Regions from separate parts of the Homo sapiens genome. Here regions 1, 2 and 4 are each linked to region 3. A link is a contact called in ENCODE Hi-C or POLR2A ChIA-PET data. All regions are on one chromosome and are shown on one strand. The core of a region is the stretch at or near the end of the contact, and the rest is flanking DNA. Distances in the headings are between cores, read along the strand shown. Region 1 holds the start of SLF2 (SMC5/6 complex localization factor 2). Region 2 holds the start of HPS1-AS1 (HPS1 antisense RNA 1). Region 3 holds the start of CUTC (cutC copper transporter). Region 4 holds the start of ZFYVE27 (zinc finger FYVE-type containing 27).

Evidence for each region. A loop is a pair of places that touch in the nucleus more often than their neighbours do. ChIA-PET counts read pairs that join two places held with the same protein, here RNA polymerase II (POLR2A). Pooled maps may share reads with other maps.
Region 1: a map of B cell shows a loop between it and region 3 (39-fold over the local background). The contact joins the promoter of SLF2 here to the promoter of CUTC in region 3. A Hi-C loop is called at or near these places in 3 of 168 maps with a recorded cell type or tissue (B cell and CD8-positive, alpha-beta T cell), 1 of 37 single-sample maps with no recorded cell type and 13 of 50 pooled maps.
Region 2: a loop to region 3 is called in a map of CD8-positive, alpha-beta T cell, with 27 times the contacts of the local background. The contact joins the promoter of HPS1-AS1 here to the promoter of CUTC in region 3. A Hi-C loop is called at or near these places in 4 of 168 maps with a recorded cell type or tissue (CD4-positive, alpha-beta T cell, CD4-positive, alpha-beta memory T cell, CD8-positive, alpha-beta T cell and 1 more) and 15 of 50 pooled maps. POLR2A ChIA-PET finds 5 or more read pairs at or near these places in 1 of 52 experiments (activated CD8-positive, alpha-beta memory T cell).
Region 4: a loop to region 3 is called in a map of naive thymus-derived CD4-positive, alpha-beta T cell, with 12 times the contacts of the local background. The contact joins the promoter of ZFYVE27 here to the promoter of CUTC in region 3. A Hi-C loop is called at or near these places in 1 of 168 maps with a recorded cell type or tissue (naive thymus-derived CD4-positive, alpha-beta T cell) and 8 of 50 pooled maps. POLR2A ChIA-PET finds 5 or more read pairs at or near these places in 1 of 52 experiments (activated CD4-positive, alpha-beta T cell).

Annotation. Positions count from the first base shown.
Region 1 is chr10:100,907,495-100,914,748 of GRCh38, forward strand. It overlaps SLF2 (SMC5/6 complex localization factor 2), which reads left to right and starts at 5,469. Exons shown (of 20, transcript NM_018121.4): 1 at 5,469-5,756. The coding sequence starts at 5,617. RefSeq lists a silencer at 4,989-5,258 and enhancers at 5,479-5,548, 5,569-5,618.
Region 2 is chr10:98,442,433-98,449,122 of GRCh38, forward strand. It overlaps HPS1-AS1 (HPS1 antisense RNA 1), which reads left to right and starts at 3,889. Exons shown (of 3, transcript NR_134454.1): 1 at 3,889-4,325. HPS1 (HPS1 biogenesis of lysosomal organelles complex 3 subunit 1) reads right to left here and starts at 4,503. Exons shown (of 20, transcript NM_000195.5): 1 at 4,375-4,503; 2 at 2,868-2,972; 3 at 692-808. The coding sequence starts at 808. RefSeq lists a silencer at 4,321-4,670.
Region 3 is chr10:99,728,471-99,735,788 of GRCh38, forward strand. It overlaps CUTC (cutC copper transporter), which reads left to right and starts at 3,764. Exons shown (of 9, transcript NM_015960.3): 1 at 3,764-3,939. The coding sequence starts at 3,879. It overlaps COX15 (cytochrome c oxidase assembly factor COX15), which reads right to left and starts at 3,657. Exons shown (of 9, transcript NM_078470.6): 1 at 3,490-3,657; 2 at 1,083-1,264. The coding sequence starts at 3,579. RefSeq lists an enhancer at 3,359-3,578.
Region 4 is chr10:97,731,446-97,738,378 of GRCh38, forward strand. It overlaps ZFYVE27 (zinc finger FYVE-type containing 27), which reads left to right and starts at 5,683. Exons shown (of 13, transcript NM_001385875.1): 1 at 5,683-5,876. RefSeq lists silencers at 367-661, 5,879-5,948 and an enhancer at 5,399-5,548.

The DNA.
Region 1 (7,254 bases), core at 4,219-6,718, 1.2 Mb after region 3:
TAATATTCTACTGTGTGCATGAGCATATATTCAACCAGTCCCCTGTTGCTGGACTATTTAGTTCCCTTTCAGTCTTTTGCTACTGATAATGCTGCAATCAGTACTTTTACACATCCATCTTTGTGAACATAGAAGTACATATCTAAAATATATTAGAAGGGGAATTGCTGGGTCAAAGGACATGTTCATTTGATATTTTTGATAGATATCGGCCATTGGTCCTTTTAAATTCCCATAGGTATTATTCATAGGTAAAGTACAGCAATTTCTTTAAGTATGAAGCCCTGAGTGACATTCTTACCTGCTCTCTGTAATACTGCACTGGGAACCAAAAGCATTCACTATTTTCTCCTCTTTGGCCCCAAGAGACATTTGCTTTAAGAGAACATGATCTCATAGTGCTATAGAAATAAACAAATGTTAGGGTATATGTCAAGACACTAGAGGCTGCATGCTTTGACTGCAGGTCTGTCATGTCTCACCCACTACTCCCCAGGGGCTGACACTGAGAGGAGAGGAGGCAACCCGGGGCTTGCATTCCCATATGGAAGCTATAGCCTGGAGAGGCTGCCCCCATTTAGTGGGGAATGTGTTCTCTAGTTCTACAGTACCGCCCCTCTCCTCACTGAGGCTCAGTAGTAGGTGCCTCTTATTATCATGCCCATGCAGACACTAGACAATGATCATCATTTTCTAATTTGTAGGAATGTGGTGAAGATTAAATGAGTCAGTACTCATGAAGTGCTTAGAACAGTCTCTGGCCCATAATAAGGTTCAGTAAGCGTTGGCCATTGTCATTGCTGTTGTTAAGAAATATTTCTTTAATCCCAAGGCTTTATAAAAGTTAGGAAAATCGACCTGATTCACTCACTTCAGTTACCTACCTAGCCCCTGTAAGCATAAGTGCGAGACCACTCTTTGTACCACTTGAAGCCAGAAATCTAGAATTTTGTGTGAAATCTTTTGGTTTTTAAATGTTGCTCCGTGTCTTTAAACAACTCTTGGCCGGGTGCAGCAGCTCATGCCTGTAATCCCAGCACTTTGGGAAGGCGAGGATGGAGGATGGCTTGAGCCCAGGAATTCAAGATCAGCCTGGGCAATATAGCAAGACCCCGTCTCTACAAAATTTTTAAAATTAGCCAGACATGGCGGCATGTGCCTGTAGTCCCAGCTACTCGAGAGGCTAAGGTGGGAGAATCACCAGAGCCCGGGAGGTTGAGACTATAATGAGCCATGATTGCACCACTGCACTCCAGCCTTGGCTGTTCAGTGCCACCAATACACACAAGTATGAAATATGAACACAGATTACAGCAATGACTTTTAAATATTTCGACCATGGCCCAAAGCAGGGGCCACAGGAATACCTTTTACATCACTACCATATAAAATATATATACAATTGAAGAAGTAAAAAGTTGCAAAACAACACATGCCCATATGTTGTGTGCAGTGAACAGACATTCTCTATTCCATTGTCTTTTTCTTTTTTAAAAACATGGTCTGTAACCCATTACATCAATTTCAAAATCCTCTAAGGAGCTGCTAACCGGGTGTGAAAAACACCTAAATATGGGATAGAATCCCTAAAATCAATATTTCCCCAAGAGTTTCTTATATTTCAGATGTACGAGTAATATCTACGCCTATCAATGCCTACCACCACCACTGGTAAACAAGATAACTCTAGAAGAAACTTGGATATATTTATATTTTTAAACTAGTTATATATTTTTACTAGTATTAGTTTTTAGTTATCTTCCATTTTAGGAAATTGATACTGATTTTCCACTTACGGGAATGATTTAAAGTTTTCTCCTAAAATAAATGTACTTAAATTTAAAAAGCAATTTAAGGAAAAACATTAATAAACAGCATAGGAAATATTCAGACATGTTGAAAATCACAAATACGTGTCTCATGTATCTGAAGTGTGGGAAACTATCTGGCACCATTCTATCATGATAGAACAAGAAATGGACGTTCCTTCACATTAGATCTGCTTTTGCGCAGCTCTACTAATTACTCCCAGAACGTTAGGTTACATGACATGATATTAGTTTACATTTGGCTTTTCCCCAGCAGCCGCTTAAACCTGGGAGGTCCTTTTTCCAAGCACTTGGGCAGTTTCGAGTTTGGCATCCTTTTGCACAGTGATTTGTGTGGATCTTGAGATGCTGTGAGCTTGCCATCCCTTCTTGAGATCATCACGTGGTCTGTCTTTCTCTGTCAGGCTTTCAAGTTAATTATTTCCTGTTTTTCTGAGTCTGTTCCTTATCCCCCTTCCCAGGCCACCCTCTACCCTCACCTTCACCTCCCCCCAGCAGTTCTACAGAAAATCAGTCTTTGTCTCTTGGCCTGCCCTAGAACACCTTCCAACAAGAGCCTTGGAGTTAATTAAATGTGTGGCAATTTCAGAGCAAAAATTTATTACTGGGTACAATCAGAAATTACTTTTAGAGTTCTTTGCTTTTTGGTAACATTCTCTGTCACTTACTGACCTTTTGTTCTCAGTCCCTGCCTGCTTAAGGTACTGTGTGAACCAATCTGCCCAAGCTGTTTTCTCTCTGTGTGACTGCTTAAGATCTCTGGCATGAGTTATACTGTCACTCCTCTCAGGAACTCCCACGTTGGGCTTGATTTTCCCAGCAAACTTGATCTGTTGTTCATGTAACATTGTTTCTGCTGCTGTCCCATTCCTTCTCATCAAGGCCAGAGCCCCCTCCTCCTGTTGTCTTTAACAAGGCAGGGTGCTAAACTGAGCTGAGCTGCACCCCCACAGAAGCTTTGTGCAAAGAAGCCACTCCATTTCTTCAATCTTTGCATCCTCATCCCATCCCCATGCCCAGAAATCTTCCCAAACTAGCCTTTTATGGTCATCCAGCCTTAATTTCTCTTTTCTTCCAAATCCCAGCTAAGTTTTGTCTTAAGTCTCTAACTGGGTTTGGTTACATTGTTCAATGTCCTTTCCCCCCAGTAACCCCCCTGCCATCCTAGTTTTCTCTCCCCTATTAGCTCCTCCTAAGCACGCATCTGAACTCCTTAAATCTTTTACCTAGTGTAGTTTCCTGGTCATCTCCTTTTAGCCCACTACAAATTGAAGTGTAAAAAACCCTTACAATAAACATGTGTGCGTGCACACGCATGCATGGTATATACGTACACATTTAAACTAGGAGAAAGGATATAAACACAAAATAGACTGTCCAGTACTATTTGGGGGTGGGAGGTGGAGAAGAGCCCTAGGCCCTAGAAGTTCCCCTGGGGTTCTTATTAATATGTTGAACATATTTCACCCTGCAACCCAAATCTGTACCACTTTCGTACACAGCTTAAACAAAGAAGAGTCTTGATGCTTATTGAGGATTTAGATAACTACTTCCCGTTAAGAAGATATTTTTAAAATTGTGTTTTCATTATGACTCCATCTCCATTTATTGATCGAGGGATTTCTTGCCTCACTTAACTCCATAATCTGTTACTCAGATTAAGAAAATGAGAAAACTATTGTTTGGTAGTTTGAGTACAGGCTTTAAAGTGATACTTTGGAGGCTGGATGATTCAAGTACTATAATCCAAGAAAAGCAACTAAATGATCATGCAGAACGTGTTTTTATGCATTACTCTTTATCGATTAGGCATGCAAGGAAATGAATCGGATTAAATGTTTCGTAGATGTGCTCTGTTATAGTACAGAAACTTCCTAGTGTAAAAACATCCAACAGAAAGCACTAAGAGATAGGAAATAATACATGTAAAATGCAAATGTGTAAGTCATTCAACACATTTTGAGTATCATGTTTTTTTATGTAAAAAACAATGTTACGTATAGTAAATTCTCCGCTATTAGGAGCAGAAAAGTACCCTCTATTTTGGCACTTCCCTTCTTCCGCCACCATTAGCTAGTATACAGCTGTACATATGTGCTTTTGGGGTGAATGTGAAACCTGTATATTCACTGTTTACCTTCGACCCTCTACTTTGCCAGCTTTTTGTCCACTTTATTCCTTATTAATTCTTCCTCCCGGGGACTAAAGGGGAAGGGAAAAGGAGGTGAACTTGGAGTCAGTCAGGCATGCTTAGTGACCAGAACAGTTCAATTTCGTTTTTTCTAAATTTTAATTAATTAATTTATTTTTGAGACAGGGTCTTGCTATGTTGCCCAGGCTAGTCTCCAACTCCCGGGCTCAAGCTATCCACCTGCCTTGGCCTCCCAAACTGCTGGGATTATAGATGTGAGCAACTGTATCAGGCCAATAGTTCAATTTCTATACAATAAACTTGAAAGACCCGTCCAAATTATTTTATATCATTTAAGATTTTTTTCCATCCAACTGATTAAATAACTCTGTCAATTAAAGCTTGGACATCTTGAAATTGATATTTTGGTTGTTAACAGTTATTGCAACAGTATTTGACCTGTCTCTGGAAGATTTTGTAAAGAAGTAAAATTCGCTGTAGGAATCTATCTGGGGAAGAAAGGGAACTATAATTTGCTCTGTACCTGTTACATGAGAGAATCTGAACTGTGCAGTGTACACTGTTTTATCCTTTTATGGTTTACAATTACCCAGAAAAGTGAGTAAAATGCCCGTTTTACAGATGTGGAGGCTGAGGTTCAGAGATACTGACCAGTCTCTCGGTTTATAAGGAAAACCATGGCTAACAGCCTCCAGAGCACAAGCCCTTTACAAAGGAGGGTTGGAGATTGCAGGCAGCTTTTACTTATCTATGCTGCCCACGCTTAACATGGAAAACTGAAAGCTGACCTTGTGTTCCTTTAAAAAATCTCCAAGGAAGTCGGCTGCAGAGACTTCATGGTAACTCATGAGAAACAAAATGCTTTTGTGGATTAACAACTGTCTTTATTCCAATGGAGTTTTTTGGGGGTTTTTTCTTCTTCTTAAAGACAAAAAAATAATCTACCGCTGACACTCAACAAGAACCGTCGTAGAATGGACAAGTCTTCGGATCGCGCTGTGCAGATCCCTCAGCAAATTGTGACAGTATTATGGCACTTTGGCCTAAGCTGTTAAAGAGACGATGTAATGAACAGCTGCGGATTTCTGAGGCACAATTGTGTGACACAGGAAGCCCAAGTGTTGGCCATCCTCAACGAAGGCAGCTGCCGGGCTCCGGTTTGCTTCAGCAAACCCTCACCCCTCGCCTTCAACCAGGCGGGTGTCGTCAGCTGTCCGCCAGCTGCTGCCCGCGCCTTTCCGCCCCCGCGCGCCGGCCAAGGCCGAGGCGGCCGGGACCAGAGGCGCGCGCCCTCAGTGCATGTGACGGGGTGGGAGGGGGAGGTTTCTTCCTCCCCCGTCCCCAAGCCCCGCCTTCTCCAGAGAGGCTGCGGCTTCCTATTGCGCCACCACCGAAATGACCACCGTGCCAGCCAATCAAGACGTGATTCATGAAGTAAGACCCGCCCCTTACTGGTCCCCAGGTTCCTTCCCGCTCACGCCGGAGTCACTTCCGAAGAGAGAACCGCCATGAAGAGAGAAGGGGGTGCCGCCCACCTCTGCTCCGACAGCCTCCCGGAGTCCCAGCAGCAAGACGGCAACCACGCACCCAACTTCTCCAGCCACGGCTCATGCCGCCGTCGCCAGCGGCGCCGACATGACAAGGCGCTGCATGCCCGCTAGGCCAGGTTTCCCCTCATCCCCAGCCCCGGGGTCGTCGCCCCCGCGCTGCCATCTGAGACCCGGTAGTACCGCCCATGCTGCAGCGGGAAAGAGAACAGAGAGTCCTGGGGACAGGTACCGTGCAGAGGGCTTGAGAAGGGGCCGGGTCGCGGGGGCAAGGGTATGAGGGGAGGGCTGCAGACCGCCGCTCTTCCAGTTCCCGCCATCCTCCGCGAGCTCAGGCGTTGGCATTTCGGGGCCTGGCAAATCCCCGCCCCGCCTCCGCGCAGGGGCTACTGGGAGTTGGAGTTTGCTTCTCTGTAGTTGGGCAGCTGCTCTTGGTCTAGTGACCACCAGCCTGGACAGCTACGGAGAACCCGCCTTAGGTAGAAAGAAAGTGATTTTTTTCCTTTGCAAGAGTTTGACCCGGGACCCTAACTGCTTAATGCATATTTAGATCGTTTTCTGTACGTTGTCAGTTCTACTGATCCTAGTGGTTTAGTAATATAAACCTTTTCTATGTTGTGGGTGAAATTATGTAACCTGTGATGAGGGAATCCCTTCCACGAATTACTTTGTAGTCCAGCGTGCACGCTAGTTCATACTTAAAAGAACTTGCAGATTTGGAATGTGACGTGTTTTCTCTTTCAGTAACTTCACGCCTCTCCAAGAGGCTAATTTTTTTGTAAAGATTTTGTGGGAGCTATGTAATGAGATGGGGAGTTTCATCTAATGACATCCTCTGACAATAAAACATGTTTAAATTCCCTACGAACTTGGTACTGTCTTTTATTTTAAGTTAAATTGTATTAAGTTTTAACAATATTCATGTTACTAATACTGTGGTACAGGCCCACAATCCCTTATCTTAACTCTGAAAGCCAGAAAGCTATGAAAACCAAAACGTTTTCAGTAAGTTTGGCACCACATCTTACTGGGCAGCCAGATCTGACTAAAACTAATGTAAGGCTGTTTGTGGTCTTTATCCCATTAAGTGTGAATATTCATGTTTTGCTGGAGAAATGTCAGTGGATTTGATTACAGGTTGCAGCACCAGACCCCACTGGGGACTTTCCATAATACATCCAAGTTATCCCCTTCCTAAAATCTGATAAATTCAGAATTCTAAAACACATTTGGCCCCAGAAGGTTCAGATAAGGGTTTGTGAAACTGTTATAATTGTGTGTGTGTGTGTGTTTTTTTTTAAGCCAGTTGTTAAATAAGCAGTGGACATTTTGTGTGCATATGAACTTAGAGAACCTACCTCTTGAAAGTTACATTCATGGTTATTTTACAGGTTTCTTGTATGTTTTACCCAAAATCATTTTTTCTCTTTCTGGTGTATTAATCAAAAAGGAGTCTGAGGTCCAATATTTTAGGGAAGAGATACAGTGTTACATTTAGTAAAATGCATTTAGAATTATCTTGTGTGCAACAAATGAGCTGCTTCTGGGTCCCTTCCCATCTCTCCTCAATCAATAACAAGATCAATAACAAGGTATCATCCTTCTTCCCTTTGCAGAACCTCCAACATTTACTCTGGTGGAGTTAATTTGCCTAGTATAATTTATGTAAACAAATGCATATATTCTTCCATAGCCCGTCACTCATATTCATCTCATAAGCACTTAG
Region 2 (6,690 bases), core at 2,639-5,138, 1.3 Mb before region 3:
TGCACTTTAAATATGTGCAATTTATGGTATGTTAATCATACCTTAATACAGCTATTAAAAAATTAACGTGTTCAGCTTACGTTAAACTTTTTTTTTTTTTTTTTGCTCTGTCGCCCAGGTTGGAATGCATGGGCACAGTCTCGGCTCACTGCAGCCTCTACCACCTGGACTCAAGTGATCCTCCCACCTCAACCTCCCAAGTAGCTGGGACTATAGGCACGCACCACCACACCTGGCTAATTTTTGTATTTTTTTTGTAGAGACAGGGTTTCGCCATGCTGCCCAGGCTGGTCTCAAATCCCTGAGCTCAAGCAACTGGCCCACCTTGGCTTCCCAAAGTGTTGTGATTACAGGCGTGAGCCACCGCGCCCAGCCTTGTTAAACTTTTTAGGTTACAGAAACTGATGGCTCCAAGTTCTTCTGTTACGTGATAAAATTCGACTTCTTCTTGCCCTCATTTAGTCCAGAGAGGACTGGTGGGGTGTGGGGGTGGGGTCACCGAGCTCAGAGCATCAAGAGGCCAACCTTGAGGATAAGGGTCTAGGTGTGAAGGATGCTGGACCCCACCCAGCACCCTGCTCATGCTGCCCAGGACAGGGTGAACACAGGTTTTCCTGCCTCTCTGCCTGCTGGGAGTTTTGTATGGTTCCTTCCTATCCACCCCTCCTGGGACTGCCTACCCTGCACTCACCTCTTCTTCCTCATTCTCTGACTGCCCGAACTTCAGCCGGAGACTCTCTTCAAACTCCTGATCTGTCCAGTAGAAGAGGACCTCTGCGCCCTCAGTGGCCACCAAGACGCACTTCATCTGCCAGGGAAAGGCAAGGTCAAGGTCAGCCTCCAGCCCCAACATCTATGAGCTCAGTCTGAGTAACGAAGAGGACCCCAACCTCAGCAAACATTCAGTGAGCCCCTTCTGCACACCAGGCATCACAAGGGACTTCCATTTTTGTTGCACCCTCACAACTGGACAAAGTAGAACTCTTCAGGTACCCCCATTTTAGAGAGCAGGACACAGGCACAGCCTGAAGTGGCAAAGCTGGGATCTGGACCCAGACCTGTTTGATGCCAAGGCTGGGGCCCTTTCCTCTGTGGTATCTGGTCCCTCTCAGCACAGCAACAGACCCACCACGGGGCCTACTGGAACCAGACTGGCACAGGAAGGGACCCAGGTCTTGGCCTAGACATGGAGCCGAATGCCCAGGGAGGCCATGCTCACGGCAGCCAGTTAGTGCCTGGTGTGGATCGGAGGGCACTGGTGCACCTCCATCTCTGGGCAGTCCAGAGATATCTCTCCCTCAGATAAAAACAGTTCCAGGGCTGGGCGCGGTGGCTCACGCCTGTAATCCCAGCACTTTGGGAGGCCAAGGGGGGTGGATCACCTGAAGTCAGGAGTTCGAGACCAGCCTGGCCAACATGGTGAAACCCCGTCTCTACTAAAAATACAAAAATTAGCCAGGCATGGTGGCAAGTGCCTGTTATCCCAGCTACTCGGGATAACTGCTGAGGCAGGAGAATTGCTTGAACCCGGGAGGCAGAGGTTGCAGTGAGCCGAGATTACACCACTGCACTCCAGCCTGGGTGACAGAGCGAGACTCTGTCTGAAAAAACAAACAAACAAACAAACAAACAAACAAAAAACAGCTCCAGAAGATGAGCCTCAAAGCCCCTGAATTTACTTCAGCACCACAGAAGTTTCATTCAAATGCTGCTCTCCCTGTTCATGGTGAGAACAGAGGCTGCCTAAAGCCCCTGTACCTAGTAGGCTGCAGCTTCTAGGGCCACAGCCACCAGTGTCTTCAGCCCTCCCAAATCTCCTTCCCCACCCCCCCGCCACACACACACACACCACACACTCTGTGCTTGATTATGTAAGAAATGTCTTAACTATTCACCCACTGGAAGATCTTTAATACAGCTTCCCACACTGTGTGCCATGGCCCTCTGCGTGCGGCAAACCCTCGATCTTCTAAAACTTGGGGCAGCCTGACCAGGCTGGTGAGGACAGTGCTCCAGGCTGGCTGCTGCAGCTAAGAGGCCTCAGGCAGTGGTTTCAAATCCTCTTATGTGCCTCAGGGTGTCACGCAGATATAATCATGTGGTATGTGCGCTAAGCCATGACAATGATTAGGAAGCTCTGCTGTAACTCTCACACAAGTGGATTTCCAGTTTTCTTGGGAGGATCACAGCATCTCCAGGTCTTGTGTTCCGTCATCCCCATGTCCAGCTTAGTGGTCCTTACTGAATTCCTCCCAAACTAACTTGGTGCAACTGGTCCCAAGGTATTTATGGCAAATGCCAGGAGACATAACAGCACAGTGAAGAAGGAATGCAGCCTATTCCCACAGAATTACTCAATGCCAAGGCAGACACTGAGAGTGCAACAGGTGTGAAAAGGAGGTTGCTGGGAGAGGCGGGTGGACCTGAAGAGGCTGCTCTGGGACTCCCAGGTACATGTGACAAAGCTGACCAGAGTGTATGGGTTAGGGAGCAGTGGGCTATGGAATGGAGGCTGTGGTTGTGAGCGGAGAAGTGACCGGCTGGCTGGAGATGGGCAGGTCAAGGTCATGAAGGCGGTCATCTAGGTGCGGGTGTCAGGTAATGAGTGCTCACCCCTTGGTGGGGGCTGGGAGGAGCTTTAAAGATGCAGCAGGCTGTGATGACCTGCCTGGATTCGAGGGGTGAAGGAGAGATGAGGCATCAGGATGGGGGTGGCCTCAGGATGCAGGGCTGGGGAGGGGATGAGCAGGTGTGCAGAGCCCAGTAGCACTCAGTCCACTGCCTACCTCATTCCATCTGCCTCCCAAAGCCCCAGGGTGGATGCTGCCTGCCTCCCTGTCCTCCCCAGGTGGGGCAAGATCATCTACCTTGGCAAGCACAGTGGAGCATCCAGACGGCCAGAGGTTCAGAAAGGGCTGCAGCAGACCGACTCGGTGACTGGCTCATGGGAGAGCAGCACAGCATCCCTGGTCCTGCAAATGCTTAAAACAGAGAGAATATGAGGGCAGGCAGATGCCCTGGTCTTGACTGCTGCCCGTTGAGAAAGGACAAGCTGGAGAAGGGCTGCGTGGTCCCTGGTCTCTCCAGGCCCTGAGGCAGTCTGCTAAGAACATATCTGGGATCCTGCCCCTCACCTCCCATAATGGAGAATAGGAACCCGGCCAGCACAGCCCTTTGCACAGAGCAGGTGCCCACTTTTGTTCCTTCCTCCTTTGTTCCCATGAAGTGCTCTCACTTCTGCGGGTCACTCAGAGCTCCCCAAGCAGCCCCAGGGAGCTTGCTAGGAGTGACTGACGGGAGACAGCATAGCACATCCCAGGTGGTGAGGATGCAGTCCCGGTGAAGGGAGTGGGGATCCTGGGATGATACGATGAATGGAAGGAAACTAACAGGAAAGGCATCTGGGACCAGGTTCTAGTTTTGGCTTTGCCAAGTCCCATAAACCTCTCTGAGCCTCAAACTCCTGCGGAGAAACAGAGCAACATCCCCTACTCTACCTCCCTACAGGGTTAGATCATGGGAGTGACCAGGCAAGCTGCAAAGTAACCTTAGCAAACTGCGTTCTTACATAGGTGTGGGGATCATTATTCCTATTTCCCAGCTTCCCTTCTTCAAATAACAGGATTAATCAATCTGGTTCCGGAATCATTCATATTTGAATAGAGGGCAGGAACAACAGAAAACTTAATTAGGAAGTCAAGCACTGTGAGCCAGTAAGAGGCAAGTGACTACCCGCCACAGAGACTGCTGTTACGAGTTCGGCCTTTAGCAGCCGAACCCTGAGACGGGCTCCATCACCCACATGATTGGCCCGAATGCCATATTCCCGAAACAGGGGGATGCTTCCCAAAGGCTGCTGGGAAGAGAACCTCGCCGGTGTCACACTGAGACTTCCGCTTCACCTCGCTATCTTGCCCTAGAAAGGGAACTCGGAGGGGACTCACTGACGAAAGGAGCTCCAGATGGCGGGGGGCCAACCTGGGGCGACCCCCAGCGCCCACTTTCACCATCTGGACCCCAGCAAACCTCCCTGTGGCCCTTGGTCCCGTCTTCAGCAGCTCCTTCTGGGGTCCCACACCTTCGGAGCCCGGCCCTGCCCCTGAGTCTCTGGAGAGAGCGAGTCAGCAGTTCGCCGCCGCGGGGCTCCCGTTTGCCTAGCACGCCAGTTTCTGTCCAGTTTCACCCCAAATCCCCACCTCCCCCCACCCCCGAACCTCACGGCCACCCTGGGAAGGAGGCTTGACTTGTGACATCCACCCCTCTTCACGGCTGAGGAACTTTGGCCCCGAGCGAGGAAGCGACCGGCCCACGGCCACACGCCCGGAGTGGGTGAGGCTAGGAGTGGGCCCGCTCCGGGACCCCTAGGGACCCTACCTCACTTCCGGGAGGGTTGAAGGGGGGCTCCGGAGGGAGGATCGCCGCCCCCAGAGGGGACAGCCCGGAGGCCCACGTACCGGATCGCGGCGCGCACAGCGCCCCGCCTGCAGGAGCCCGGGCGCGCTTCCGGGTAGGACCGCGTGATCGCGCACGTGACCGCCCGCCCCGGGAGGGGCCGGAGCCGCCGTCGCCTTCCGCGGGTTCGAGCCCCGCCCCTGCCAGGCCTTGCCCATGCCCCATTTTACAGAAGAGGAAACGGAGGCGCAGAGAGAAGAAATAACTTGCTGAGGGTCCGAACCAGGCTCAGAACCCAGGTTTCCTGGCTCCTCAGCTGATCCCTTCTCTCCTCCCCATGCCCCGGAACCTCAGGCTTTGCCTAATGAACTGAAGTTCTGGGGCTAGAGCTGTCCTTTTGTGACTGCTCTCCCTGACCTTTGGGGAGGTGACATAGCGCACAGAAGGGCTCAGTTGCCCCCAGAGTGCCAACGCTGGAATTTATAGGAGTTCTCAATCTATTTTGGGAGTGGAGTGCACATTAGGAGTTTTGTGTTGAACCTATGTTTGCAATATTTATTTTAAAAAATCGTATGTGTATTGGGGGTGCCTGGAAGTGGAGGGGGCGCTCTGGAAGGGCCTAAATCCCCGAACAGTCCACCCCTCAGTGCCTGGGTGCCACCTGGGAGCTTTGAGCCCAGCCCAGCAAGGTATGGGTTGCAAGAACTGGCTGGGGATATAGTAGATTGAGCATCTCTTGGGGGAAAGGCAGAGGCTAAGAATCAATACTTCCACCACCTGCAGATCAAAGAGAGCATCACTCCCCCCAACCCACTACCCACCCCTTCCAGCCCACCTTAGGGCAAATTCTTCCAACTCCCCATCTACAGCACATAGCCCTGCCACACGCATCTCTTTGCTCAGCCCACCGTTGAGATCGTTCACTCACTATGCTTTCAGTGGTCGAATGAATTCCATCAAATGGATATGCTGTTATTTACTTATTCATTCCCCTACTGGTAATTTCCATTTCCCAACTGCAATGTATGAGGATTCTGATTTCTCCACATCCTCACCAATGCTTGTTATTGTTGATTTTTTTTTTTTTAAGTATAGTAACCCAGCGTGGAGTGGTGTCTTGTGATTTTATTTGCACTTCCCTGACGTTCGGCATCTTTTCATGTGCTTTTTGCCTATTTGTGTACCTTCTCTGGAGAAATGTCTATTCAAATCCTTTATCCATTTTTAAATTGTCTTTATTATTGAGTTGTAAGAGTTCTTTATATGCTCTGGTTACAAGCCCCTTATCAGATACTTGATTTGCAAAAGTTTTTTTCCCATTATGTGGCTTGTCTTTTCACTTTCTTAGTGGTATCATTTGTAGCACCAAAGTTTTACATTTTTATGTAATCCAATATAATCTATTTTTTAGTTATGTACGGGTTTTTTGTGTCAACATGTTTCTTTTTTTCAAATTTGTTTGTGGTAAAATACATATAATGTAAAATTGATCATTAAGCATTTTAAGTGTATTGTTCAGTGGTATTAACTACATTCCTAATGCTATGCAGCCATCACCACCATCCATCTCCACAGCTCTTTTCATCTTTTAAAACTGAAACTATATCCATTAAGCAATAATGCTGGCCGGGTGTGGTGGCTCACACCTGTAATCCCAACACTTTGGGAGGTCAAGGCGGGCGGATCACAAAGTCAGGAGTTTGAGGTCACCCTAGCCAACATGGTGAAACCCTGTCTCTACTAAAAATACAAAATTAGCAGGGTGTGGTGGCACACAGCTGTAGTCCCAGTGACTCAGGAGGCTGAGTCAGGAGAATTGCTGGTACCAAGGAGGCAGAGGTTGCAGTGAGCCAAGATCATGCCACTGCACTCCAGCCTGGGCAACGGAGCGAGACTCCCATCTCAAAAACAACAACAAAAACAACAACAACAACAATTCTTCATTCCTCCTCATAGCAACCACAATGTTACTTTCTGTCTCTATGAATTTGACTACTCTAAGTACCTCATATAAGTAGAATCATACAGTATTTGTCTTTTTATGACTGGCTTATTTCACTTAGCATAATATTCTCAAGGTGCATTCATGTTGTAGCATATGTGAGAATTCCTTCCTTTTTTCTTTATTTTTAAGCCTAAATAATACTCTATAGTCTGTATATACTACATTTTGCTTATCCATTTATCTGCTGATGGACAATTGGGTTACATCCATTGTGAATAAGGCCATTATGAACATGAGTGTACAAATATCTCTTTGAGACTCTGCTTTCAATTCTTTTGGGCATATACCCAGAA
Region 3 (7,318 bases), core at 2,514-5,013:
CCTTTCCTATACAAACTATACCTTGGGATATCCAAACTGATGATGAGGGAAAGCTTTTTAGAGTTGAGCTAATAAAATATTATAATTTTGCTACGCTAATGAAATAATGGATCTAGGCAATGGTAATTAATGGCTGTTAACATCTATAATAGACACCAGATATTCACGAATGTTCTATTCACCTACTGAAGTATTTTGCTCCCTCATCCCTAATTTGAATCTGATCAACCAACTACTCATTCACAGGAAATAGACGGGACAAAGGAACATGTTAAATATCACACAGTTATGCAGTCAGCAAAATCTAAACTGTGCATAACCATAGGACAAATGACTAGAGTTTCCTCAGCAACTAGAAGAGGGGGAAAGGGAGGAGTGTCTAAATCTATAGTCTCTTGATAGATTTAAACAAACCTAAGAAACATGAACCAATTGTGATGTACAGAACTTCTTTGGGTTTAATTCAAACAAACTGTAAAAAAAGTTTTGAGACAAACTTGGACTCTGATTGAAAGAGAAAAGATACATAAACAATGCACAGGTACCAGTTAAGACATAAACCAGTCTTTATAGAAGGCTCCTACTAATAAAACACTCAACTGTTCTATGGCAGGGCAAGCCATCAGACATGTTCCTTCTTTAAGGCCTCGGTTTCTCCATCTATACAATGAGGGAGCTAGACTAGATGCTCTGTAAAATTCCTTTCTCCAGCTGGGCATGGTGGCTCATGCCTGTAATCCTGGCACTTTGGGAGGCCGAGGTGGGCAGATCACCTGAGGTGAGGAGTTTGGATCAGCCTGGCCAACATGGTGAAACCCTGTCTCTACTAAAAATACAAAAAATTAGCCAGATATGGTGGCACGCGCCTAGTCCCAGCTACTTGGGAGGCTGAGGCAGGAGAATCGCTTGAACTCAGGAGACGGAGGTTGCAGTCAGCCGAGATCACACCACTGCACTCCAGCCTGGCCAACAGAGCAAGACTCTGTCTCAAAAAAAAAAAAAAAAAAAATCCTTTCTCCTCAGTCAACCTGTGCTTCTACTGATGATCCAAATACCTGACTCACTACGAGCAAATTACTTACCTAGTTACTCCACCAAGAATAACTGCTCCAGCCACTGTTCCACTGCAGACCAGGAGCCATCGGCCCACCACCCGCTCAGCAGCCTTTGAGGGAAGGGACACTGTACCCCTTCCAGATTGCAAAGCTACTTCAGAGATGGTGCTGTATTGCCCTGGCCTCAAAGGGCGCCTGATGCAATCACACTAAAGATCAAGATAGACAAATTACAACTGGAGAAACAGGGAATGGCTGCTACCCACACTCAACCCCATTCTGATTAGCGCGAAGTACCATAGCATCCCCACAGCCATGTCTTGTTAAGTCATCATCTCTTATCTGGATTACTGCATCAGCCTTCCAACTGGTTTTCCAATTGGTTTTCAAATCTAGCCTCACTCAAACCTATCCCCAACTACATGAATCTTCTCATCTCTGAATACTTCCCTCAGACTTCACTCTACTTACAGATATGGAATATTTTCTTTCACCTCTAGGTCTTTCAACATTTCTCTCTGGCTTGTACACTTCCTTTCCCCTGATTAATAATACCTACTGCAGATCTCCGCTTACATGTCACCTCCTCTGGGATGTATTCCCAGGCTCTTCAAGGTCTGCAATAGGTCACTCCCACAGCACACTGGAAAGCCCTTAATACACTGTAATGTACAGTCAAGCATCACTTAACAACAGGGGCACATGTTCTGTGAAATGCATTCTTAAGCAATTTCATCATTGTGTGAACCTCATAGAATGTACTTACACAAATCTAAAGGCTGGGTGTAGTGATTCACACCTGTAATCCCAGCACTTTGGGAGGCAGAGGCAGGGAGATCACTTGGGTCAGGAATTCAAGACCAGCCTGGCCAAAATGGTGAAACCCCATCTTTACCAAAAATACAAAAATTAGCTGGGCATGGTGGTGTATGCTTGTAATCCCAGCTATTTGAGAGGCTGAGGTGGCAGGATCACTTGAACCTGGGAGGCAGAGGTTGCAGTGAGCCAAGGTCTCACCACTGCACTCCAGCCTAGGCGATGAAGTGAGACTCCATCTCTCAAAAAAAAAAGTACTTACAGAAATCTAGATGGTATCGCCTACTACACCCCTGAGCTATATGGTATGACTTATTGCTCTTAGGCTATAAATCTGTATGGCATATTATGTACCGAATACTGTAACACAATGGTATTTGTTTATCTAAACATAGAAAAATTACAGTAAAAATATGGTATAAAAGATTTAAAAATGGGGCCAGGTGCAACGGCTCAAGCCTATAATCCCAAGGCTTTGGGAGGCCAAGGTGAGAGGATCACTTGAGGCCAGTAGTTCGAGACCAGCCTGGGCAATGTAGCGAGACCCCCTATCTCTATTTTTTCAAAAATTAGGCACAGTGGCACACACTTGTAGTCTTAGCTACTTAAGTGACTGAGGTAAGAGGATGCTTGAGGCCAGGATTTCCAAGCTGGAGGCTGCAGTGAGTTATAATCATGCCACAGCACTCCAGCCTGGGTGACAAAGTAAAACGCTGTCTCTAAAAAAGAAATTTAGAGAAAAAGATTTTTTTTTAAAAAAAAGGTACACTTGGAAAGGCAGCTCCATTATAATCTTATGGGACCATGACTGTATCTGTGGCCTGTTGTTGACCAAAATGTTGTTATGCAGCACATCACTCTACCTTCAGGTTCATCTGTTTGTATCTCCCACTAAACTATGAGCTTTGGGGTGGCAGTGTCCGGTCAGTCTTGCTCTCTCCCTTCTGCTAGCTTTGTTTCTAACACTGTTCCTTTATATAATGAGACCATGATAAGGATTTCGCAAATGAATAAACTGACTTCCTCCAGGGCAGGAGTCTTGTAATATTTATCTTTCTTTTTCCAGTTCCTAATATATAATAACCACTCAATAATTACTAGTTAAGCAAATGCATGCCCTCTTCTTACTATATCCCTGTGAGTCCAAAGATCCATGCTCGGTTTCCTATTTCTGATTAACTGAGTCACCTTTAGAAAAGTAACTTTAAGCCTCAATTTCCTTCTCTGTAGGATGCAGTAATACTTCCTCATCTGACTACTTGGAACTTTTTAAGCAAAAATAAACTATATGGGTAAAAATTACTCAGCTTTTACCATGTGCTAAAGGCCTGATGTATATTAAAGAATGTAATCCTCATAACAAACCTTAAAGTAGGTATTGTTATCCCCATTTTACAGATAAGGAAACTGAAGAACAGAAAGTTTAATTAACTTGGCCAATACCACACAGCAGGTCAATGTTCCAGATCTGAACCTAGGGGCTCTGATCTGAACCTATGCGTTGTGAGTGCACTGTAAGGAGCTCCGGAAACGTGATGTGGGGCTCTACATTATCTTTATCCCGGCCCTTTCACTCCATCCCCGCTCCCGCGACTCGGAGTCCGCTGCAGTGCGGTACCTGTGCTCTAGGCGCTGCCCTAGGAGCCAGGAGCGGCAGATACTGCCTCCCCTTCAAGGCCCTCAACGGCGGAAAGAGCAATCGCTGCATACTGATGACAGGGAACAGCCACCTCTTCCACAACCCAGGGCTCTGTGGTCTCCCTCCTCCGCCAAGGAAAAGAGAAGCACTTCCGGGTCGGGCAGCGGGAGCCCCGCCTTCTCTGGGGACCGGAGCGAACAGAAGTGCGCCTGCGTTGCGACTCCGCTTTCGCGGGGGCTGCTGGGGCGTAGGTGTCGGGGACGCGCGCACGGGCGCGCGCAGCTGTTGACGCGCTTCTTAGCTGGTGCGCGCCGGAGCCCAAATTCCAAGTGGAAACTGCAGGCGCACGAGGGAGGAACGCGTGGAGCATGAAAAGGCAGGGGGCCTCCTCTGAGCGAAAACGAGCGCGGATACCGTCCGGGAAGGCCGGTGCGGAAGGTGGCGGGGGAGGGGACGGTCGGCCGAAGGCTCCCCGGGGCGGGCCGGCGGGAGTCGTAGTCAGTGGTGATTTCTTCTGGAGTCGTTTCCTCAGCTCCTTCCAGCCCCTTGGGCGGCACCTTCTATCTTTGAGGCGTTAAAGGTGTGGAAACGGAGGGCGTGACGAGGGGCAGGTAGCGAGAATGGCTCAGCTGTGGAGCCAAGGTTCGAGTCCCGGGGTCCCCTCATAACGGCCCTGCGACCTTGTGCAAGTTGGTTAACTTCAGCTTCACGTTTTTTCCGTCGCCACACGAGGATGCCAGTACCGCCCGCACCAGCAGCCAGTACTCCGCTGGGATAGTTAATTGTCGAGCGCGGAGCCCAGTTCCTAACCTGCAGTTACCTGTAGCTGCCACGGCGGGGACGGGGCTTGGTCCCCAAAGTCACGCAGCTACCAAGTGGCCGAGCTTGTGGCTGCTCCAAGACCCGAGTTCTTCCTGAGTGCCAGGGTAGCATGGCATGGCAGGTGCCAGAGAATTTGGCAAGTCCCTCTTCCTCCGTGAAGAGGAACCTTCCTAAAAGTTATCAAGAATCCTCAAAGATTTTTTCTTTATGTGGATTACATCTATCTATTTTGACTGTATTAGAAATTAAAACAAATTTTTTTTTGGGAGGCCGAGGGGGACAGATCATCTGAGCTCAGGAGTTCGAGACCAGCCTGGCCAGCATGGTGAAACCCCGTCTCTACTAAAAATACAAAAATTAGCTGGGCATGGTGGCAGGCGCCTGTAATACCAGTTACTCGGGAGGCTGAGGCAGGAGAATCACTTGAACCCGGGAGGCGGAGGTTGCAGTAAGCCGAGATCGCGCCACTGCACTCCACCCTGGGCGACAGAGCGAGACTCCGTCTCAAAAAAATAAAAATAAAATTAAAACAAAATTTTAAAATATTGATTAGAAAATAACCATAGTAAACCCATTACATATTGACATAATATTTTTTTGAAAAAGAAATATTCCTAAACAACAACAACAAAAAAAGCAAAAGAGTGGAAATATATTTTTGCAAGTTTCTTCAGTATATCTTAATGGAAGACAGCTGGATTCTCATGCCCGCTGCTTCATTCAGTCTAACATGTCAAGTAGCCTCTTGAAAACGCCTCTTCACGGAGGTTGCAGTAAGCCGAGATCGCGCCAATGCACTCCATCTTGGGTGACAGAGTGAGACTCTGCCTCAAAAAAGAAAACGCCTCTCACTTGTGAGAGAATTAAAGTGAAAAAGTCAAATAAAGTGTTAGAATTATTAAGAAAACGGTTGTAGCCCTGCAGACTCTGAAAAGTCTCAGAGGCTCCCAAAGCTCTCTGGACTACTACACTTTGAGAACTGCTGCTGCTTCTCCTTTGATCCTATAACTTTGTTGCTTGGGACAACTGCCTTGCTCTGCCTTCTGTCATAGCCTTTTTTATACATCTCTCCATCTTCTCCTGCCTAGGGTCCTTTCTTGTGTGAGGCAAATAGTCCCCCGGCAGCATCAGCATCGGCCAGTGCCACTGATCTGACAGCTGGTCTGGTAGCTACCAGGAAACTCATGGAGTTAATAATGCAGAGCTGTTGGTTAAGAGCATAGATTGACACTTAACCCTTTCACAGTTTGGGACTGATAGTATTTTTTTTTTTTTTTTTTTTTTGAGACGGAGTCTGGCTCTTGTCGCCCAGGCTGGAGTGCAGTGGCCTGATCTCAGCTCACTGCAACCTCCACCTCCCAGGTTCAAGCAATTCTCCTGCCTCAGCCTCCTGAATAGCTGGGATTACAGGCGCCCGCCACCACGCCCGGCTAATTTATATACTTTTAGTAGAGATGGGGTTTCGCCATGTTGGCCAGGCTGGTCTCAAAATCCTGACCTCAGATCCGCCCACCTTGGCCTCCCAAAGTACTGGGATTACAGGCGTGAGCCACCGCGCCGGACAGGGACTGATAGTCTTAAATAAGTAAGGCAATTGCAGTTTGATGTTAGCAGATGATAGGTTTTTGTTTTATTTGTTTTTCAAAGTAAAAATTGCTTTTTTAAATTATAAAAGCAATATTGGGTAGAAAAAATAAAGCAATAAAGAAAAGTAAAAAGAAGAAAATAAAAATAATTTCAAATCACACCCCACCAGAAGTGACCATTACCAGTATGTGAGGAACATTCTAGTAAGTGTCATTACATGAAGTGTGCATTGTTTCGTTCATTTTTTTAAATTATGTGCTCCCGGAAAAAAACTCAAAACTCTGTTTACATCACACTTTGTAATATAAATACATTAATTTTGTTGTAATTATTCAGCTTTTAGTAAATATTTGATTATTGTGTACCATGGTAGATACTGTGCTTGGTGTGGGTGATGATAAAGATTTCTCACATAAAGACCTTACTTAGGAGGCCAGACGTGGTGGCTCATGCCTATAATCCCAGCACTTTGGGAGGCCGAGGCTGGCAGATCGCTTGAGTGCAGGAGTTTGAGACCAGCATGGGCAACATGGCGAAACCCCATCTCTACAAAAAATACAAAATTAACCAGGTGTTGTGGCACATACCTGTAGTCCCAGCTACTGAGGAGGCTGAGGCACAAGAATTGCTTGAGCCTGGGAGGCGGAGGTTGCAGTGAGCCGAGATCATGCCACTGCACTCTAGCCTGGGCGACAGAGCAAGACTCTGTATCAAAAAAAAAAAAAAAAAAAAAAAAACAAACTTAGGAACTCTAAGTCAAGTAGAAGTGATCAGATATTTATCTGCATAAATAATAAAAGGTAGAAAGTAATTCATATTTTAAGAAGGAACAATTGGGGTTTCATAACTCATGAAGAGTTAAATGAGTTCAAAAGAGGGACATAAAATTTTCTACTTTGGGAGACAGAAAAAATCATGGAAATGTTCCTTGAAAAATTTTATTCAGAGATGAAGCCAGAAGGAACTCTGGGTTGAGGAGAAGGCATTGGGGAGCCAGCGGTAGGGACTGGAGAGATCTGGAAGCATAAGAAGGAATGAGACAGAGTATCACTCTGTCACCCAGGCTGGAGTGCAGTAGCACAATCTTGGCTCACTGCAACCTCCACCTCCTGGGTTCAAGCGATTCTCATGCCTCAGCCTCCCAAGTAGCTGGGATTACAGGCGCATGCCACGATGCCTGGCTAATTTTTGTATTTTTAGTAGAGACAGGGTTTTACCATGTTGGCCAGGCTGATCTCCAATTCCTGACCTCATGTGATCCACCCACCTCGGCCTCCCAAAGTGCTGGGATTACAGGCATGAGCCATCACACCCGGCCAGATAACTAATACTTTTTGATTCTTGAGACTATATACTTTACATGAATTATCTAATTTAATCCTCACTACTCTGAGGTACA
Region 4 (6,933 bases), core at 4,433-6,932, 2.0 Mb before region 3:
CATGTCAGGAGGACACTCAAGAAGCGTTCAGGAGAGCCCCGAGGGAGGACCTGGCACCTTCTGCCATCTTGTCACTATTGGAGAGTGCCAGCATCACCTTGTCAGCTGTGTGAGGAAGCCACCCTGGGAGCCGATCCTCCAGCCCCACTAAGCCTTCAGATGATTGCAGCCTTGACCAACATGTGACTGCAACCTTATGAAAGCGCCTGAGCCAAAACCATCACCAAGCTGCTCTTGATTTTCTGACTAAAAACACCCAGAACCCAAAAAACTGTGAGATAATACATGCTTATTGTTGTTTTAAGTAATTAAGTTTTGAAATACTTCATTACACAGCAAGAGATAACTAATGCAGCTAGAAGCATGAAAATATCTGGCATAGTGTGGAAATGGCGAGAAATGCATTGAGGCTGGCACGAGAGGTTAAAGCCAGAAACTTGGAGTTGAAAGAGATGCTTCTGAAATGCCATGTTTCTCCATAAGAGTGGGCAAGGGAGCCATCTGGTGGAGGAGGCATGCTTAGACATTCCCTTCTCTCTTCCCTGATTTCTCCAGCCTGTTCTCCTCAGCATTTCCACCTAGTATTTCTCCAAGGGCCACAGTGAGGTTTATGAGTCAAGTATGTGGGCCATAAACACACTTGCTTATTGAAGCAAATACTAACCTCTGCAAAATGTCAAGGTAAGATATTATCTTCAGTGATTATTTAATTTTCTCCCTTAGTCTCTTCTACCTGTCTGCTACCAAGGGGAAAACATCAGCAGCACCAGGAGTTGAGGCAGAATGCTGCAGGAGGGAAAGAAGGAACTAGAACTTGATTATGGAAAAATCAGAATTAGACTCGAGAGAGCACAGTCAAGCTGGTCCGTCTCTTAATTATAAGGGGAGGCCTTTATTCATCGCTACAGGCCACGACTATTGTCCCTTTCTGGTTTTTAAAGCCTTCTTGTATCCTCCAATGTTCCCTCCAGATAATGTCTAGAAATTCTTGAATAATATCTCTCAATTCTATAGCTGCTGGAAGAGAAAACAAATACTATTACTCTCCACTGTCAGACTGAGGCCAAGGAGGAGGAATTGCAAAGAAACTAAAATTTACCTTTGGAGTAAATTACCAGTGTGAGAATTTCAGGCACTTAGGATATATATATTATTATTATTTTTTCGAGACAGAGTCTTGCTCTGTCGCCCAGGCTGGAGTGCAGTGGCACGATCTCCGCTCACTGCAACCCCCGCCTCCTGGGTTCAAGCAATTCTTCTGTCTCAGCCTCCTAAGTAGCTGGAATTACAGGCACGCGCCACCACACCCGGCTAATTTTTATATTTATTTATTTATTTATTTTGAGACGGAGTCTAGCTCTGTCGCCCAGGCTGGAGTGCAGTGGCATGATCTCGGCTCACTGCAATCTCCGCCTCCTGGGTTCACACCATTCTCCTGTTTCAGCCTCCCCACTAGCTGGGACTACAGACGCCCACCACCATGCCCGGCTAATTTTTTTGTATTTTTAGTAGAGCCCAGGTTTCACCGTGTTAGCCAGAATGGTCTCGATCTCTTGACCTTATGATCTGCCCACCTTGGCCTCCCAAAGTGCTGGGATTACAGGCGTGAGCCACCGCGCCCGGCCTGATTTTTATATTTTTAGTAGAGACGGGGTTTCACCTTGTTGGCCAGGCTGGTCTCAAACTCTTGACCTCAGGTGATCTGCCCGCCTCAGCCTCTCAAAGTGCTGGGATTACACGTGTGAGCCACTGTGCCTGACCGGTACTTAGGTTATTAAAGAAAAAAATTTATTTTTCTTAAGAAGGGTGGGGACTCCTTAGCTTAAATACTACATTGTTGAACACAAAACTTTCCCCATCCTCTCACTTAGATTAAGTCTGCCTCTTCTCTCTGCTCCTACGGTTACAGTAGAATCCCCTGCTTTATATCATGGCTCAGTCAAGTCAGCGTCTTCTGTTGAACTAAGAGTTCATAGAGGGTAGAATTTCTGTCCAGTTCATTCTTGCTGGTTTCACAGTCATTGTTTTAAGAAATGATTCATGACCAGCCTGGGCAACATAGCAACACCTCATTCTACAAAAAAAAAAAAAAAAAAAAAATTGGCCAGGCACGGTAGCTCACACCTGTAATCCCAGCACTTTGGGAGGCTGAGGCAGGCAGATCACGAGCTCAAGAGATCGAGACCATCCTGGCCAACATGGTGAAACCCCGTCTCTACTAAAAATACAAAAATTAGCTGGGCGTGGTGGTGTGCACCTGTAGTCCCAGCTACTCGGGAGGCTGAGGCAGGAGAATCGCTTGAATCCGGGAGGCGGAGCTTGCAGTGAGCCAAGATCGTGCCACTGCACTCCAGCCTGATGACAGAGTGAGACTCCGTTTCAAAAAAAAATAAAAATAAAAATTAAGTAGCTAGGTGTTAGTGGTGTGCACCTGTAGTCCCAGCTCCTCTGGAGGCTGAGGCAGGAGGATTGTTTGAGCCCAGGAATTAGAGTGAGCTATGATTGCACCATTGCACTGCAGCCTGGGCAGCAGCAGAAGACCCTATCTCAAAAATAAAATAAAATTACATTAAAAAAGGAAAGAAAGATAAGAAAAAGAAAAAAGAAATGGGCATTGTTCTGGGGCTTTTGTTGAAAGAGATGTGAATTCTGTGCTCCAAGAGGAAACTGACACGCATGCGCTCATTCAAGGAACATTTGTTGGTACCTCCTTTGTGCTAGATGCTGGACACAGAAATTATAGGCAGTTCCCTCAGGACTCTCACTGTCTAGAGAGAGGAGGAGGCACCAAGTGCTGGGGTGGGGCAGGCCCACGGAGCCAAGTCAGAAGGGCACGTAATCCAGACAGTGGCTGCTGATGGGGAAGGTGTCAGAGAAGTCTTTCTTCAGGGGTGAGATCTGAGCTGAATTTTGGAGGAAGAATAAGAGCTGGCCAACTAAAGAATATGGGGCGCAGTGGCTCACGTCTGTAATCCCAGCGCTTTGGGAGGTCGAGGCAGGTGGATCACCTGAGGTAAGGAGTTTGAGACCAGTCTAGCCAACATGGTGAAACCCCATCTCTACTAAATACAAAAAATTAGCCAGGCATGGTGGTGCATGCCTGTAATTCCAGCTACTTAGGAGGCTGAGGCGGAAGAATCGCTTGAACCTGGGAGGCAAAAGTTGCAGTGAGCCAAGATTTCTCCATTGCACTCCAGCCTGCGCAACAAGAGCAAAACTCTATCTCAAAAAAAAAAAAAAAAAAAAGGTGAGAGTAGTCTGTAGAAAGGTACAGTAATGGGAGAAGGTGTGACATATCCGAGAACTGCCAGAGTTGAATACACCAGGCTTTGGTTTTATCCTGGAGGTCACAGGGGGCCACTGAAACTATCCACCAAGAGAGTGGTCTGAGAAAGGTACAGAGGGGTGGACAGGGTGGGGGATGGGAGTGGGTGGGGAGTGGCGATGGCCTATCCTGGAATTCAGACCTGAGGCCAGGTTAGGAAACGAAGAAGAGGGGCCTTCAGAGGCTATCTGCATGACAGACCCAGGAGCTTTCGGGGAAAAGACCCATCCTAAGGGAGGAGAGGCAGAGTCCAGCAGATGGGCCTGGACCACCACAAAGCTCAGTCCATTTCTCTAAGGGGTGGTGAGTGGATTTCTGTATATGGCTTAGTGATATGTGTGGGAATTGGATCTTTCTACATTTTGGCCTTTCGTGGATTCTTGTCTGATTTTTGGGCTAGGGGTGGTGGTGGTAGGGCTTTGAGTAAAAATAAAAATCACAATGATTGCTAACGATTTTTGAACACTTATAACATGTCAGGAATTTACATACTTTAGCTCATTTAATTCTCATCACAGCCCCACACTGAGGGTACCACTATGGTTATCCCCATTTTACAGCTGGAAAAACCAACCAAGCAATTCATCTGAGGAGAAGCCCTCCTACCTTACTTATGTTGGGACTGGCGCATGCCGGGTAATTGACAAAGTCAACTAAAGCAGGGAGCTTTGAGAAAAATACCTACACAGGGTAAGCATTTACTTTTGGGACAATCGTCAATTTATACATAGTTATAAGAACTAACACAGGGTGATCCCACAGACTACCCCCCAATGGTAACATCTTGCAACCCTTCTTAACAGAATGCCTACTATGTGCCAGGTACTGCTTTAGGTGCTGGAGACATAGACACGGGAAACGAAACATTAGCTGACAGAAGCCACAAGAGTGAATGAGATCCTCACGGAGTGCCTTGAGTCAGAAGAAAGAAGGGTAGCAAAAGGAGCCCCAGCATTTGAGGGGTAGGAAGAAAAGCCCTAAGGAGACCTTGAAGGTCGGAAAGAGAGGAGAGGGTGGTGTCATGGAAGCTAAGGTGGACAATGGTGCCAAAAAGGAAAGAGATTCCAGTGCTTCTGAGGTCATCTGCAAGGAGGACTGGGAAGTGTCCATTGGATTTAGCAGCCAGGATGTCACAGGTGAGCAGGCAGGTAGCCCAGAAATATGGAGGGGAGCAGGACCACAGTGCAGTGAGGAGTGAATTGGGCGAGGAAGCAGCGGTAGAGAGCACTTCACAGTGAGTCTTCCAACTCATGTAGGAAAGAGGGGGTAAAGTTAGGCTAAAGGAGAAATTTTCCATGAATTTTGTCTCTAGAATGATGATTAAGAGTTAGCGAGAGTCAAGATTTCAGGCCTGTTAGAGCAAAGCCCTAAGGAAATAAGAGTTGGACCCTGGAGCACAGCTAAGTCCTGGCTGGAGGGATGGGCCTGTCTTTCTGAAAGGAGATAATGGAGGAAGAGATGCAGTTAAAGCTCTGTGGCTACTTGAAGAGGGAAGTGATTACTTCCAGCTGGGGCACTCAAGGAAGGGATACAGACATTTGAGTGCCAGGGGCATTTGAGGGTAACAGTGGAGGGGTTCAGTTGGCCAAAGTTAAAGGCAGCTGAAAGATGGCAGGAGACAAGACCAGGAAATGCAGACCAAGGTGGGTGGTGGTATGGTTGGGGCGTTGGGGTCAGATGACACATAAGCTTCAAATTCCAGCTCCCATTTGCTTCTTAGCTGTGACTCTAAAGAAGTTCCTTAACACGTCTGAGATTCCCCATCTGTAAAATGGCGACAACCCTAATAGGGTCGTTGGAGGAGAACTAGATAATGTCTAAAAAGAGCTCAGTCCGGTTCAGTGCTTGGCTCCTCTGTACCTGAGCGCTAAGTCACTAATATAAAGCCATCGGATGTGTGCTTTAAGGGAAATTAACTGGGCCACACGGTGTGAAGTGAACTGAGCTGGGAGAGGCCTGCACAGGACCTTGTACACACTAGCTACTCCGGAAACAACTGCATGCTCTGCTGGGCATCTCATACAGGATACGGTGTCTTTCCGGGGCTCACACACAGTCCCCAGTTCAGTTCCAAAGTTGGAAGGAAAGAGGATGAAGACGTAAATTCTTCATTTAAGCCTCTCGCCAACTGTTCCCTGCGGCAAGGCAGGGCAACGAGCTGCAGGGTCGCCAAGCACGTGCTTCCAAGGGTCCTCAAGGCTTTGTGAACGGCGGCCGGCCAAGGACAGAATTAACTCCAGCCTGGAGCGCGCGGGAAAGACGCGCAGGCGCACTGCTGGCAAGGGTGCTTGCCTGTGCTGGGGTGGGCGGAGCTAAACCCGGAGCGGGATGACGTCATGAGGACGCAGCCGCAGAGCGATTCGCGTCCCGGAAGCGGCGGTGGCGGCCGCGGCGTAGGCGGAGGAGATTTTCGGACCTGCGACTTCCGAACAACCCTGGCAGGAGGAGCGGCGTTCAGCCGGGGGAGGCCTGAAGAAACGCTCCGGGGCCCAGTGGCTCTACCCCTGCTCCTGCCCGACCCTGCCGCCTCCCTCACGGAGCCAGCGGCCGGGTAGGTGAGGTGCCGTCCCCCCGCGTCCCAGTGTCTCCGCAGGCTGTGTGTAGTTGGGTGCTTGGGCGCAGCGGGGGCCGCCACATGCTGGCCCCACGACCTCGGGCATGGCCTTCCCTGTCCAGCCTCACGGGCTCCATCAGGCCCCCCTGGCTGCAGAGGTGTTGGCCAAGGCCAGTGCGGGCGTCGATATACCTCGCCCCTTCCTGGGCTCATACCTGGCGCCGCTCTGTGCCCTTTCGCCTTGGCTCGGCCTGCGGGGATTTCGGGGTCCCGTTGGCCCCTTTGTCCCATCCCCTCACCCTCCCATCAGGTCGCGGCTGATTGCCTGGGACTGGTTTATGTTGCTCTTCGCCGAGGTTCCGCCCCCTCGTTTGCTGCTTAGAGTTCAGGATAGGACTTTGAACTGGGAAAGACCGTAAAGGCTCCTCGGTTTCCTCATCAGAAAGGGCAGACGGGAATGGGGCGTTCTGATGCCGACTGCCCTGGGGCAGAGATGGCCCAGGAAGTTGTTGGGAACCGAAGGGAGTGGGAAGAGTTAGAGGATCGGGCGAGAGTCCTGGAGCACGGTATTTCATTCACTCATTCAGCAGGCATTTGTTAAGCACCCACTGTGTACAGAAGCAGTCGTGAATGGAGGCCAGTTAAGAGCAGGGAGTTTTACTTTGACGTGGTCAGTGCTCTGCACTTGATCTTAGCCACAAGGCCAAGAAGCGATGTGATGTGATAAGTGCTCTGTTAGGGTGAGTACGTGATCCTTTGGGAGCATCGGAGAGGGTCTCCCAGTCCAGAGTTGGGGGTGTTGGCAGAGACTTCCCAGAGTAAGGGAGTGATGTTTAAGCTGATACCTGAAGGATGAGTAGGAATTAACCAGGTAAAGAGTGGGAGAAAAATGTTCCAGGACATCATTTCATTTCAGCCCATGGGCTGCCTCGCTGCAGCGATCATTTATGCTTGGTTTTTATGATTTTTAGTTTTGATGGATCTTTGGGGAAAAGAGCATTGGATGGAGAGTACAAAGAACAGGATTTTAGGTCTGAATAGTTCACTTTCCCTT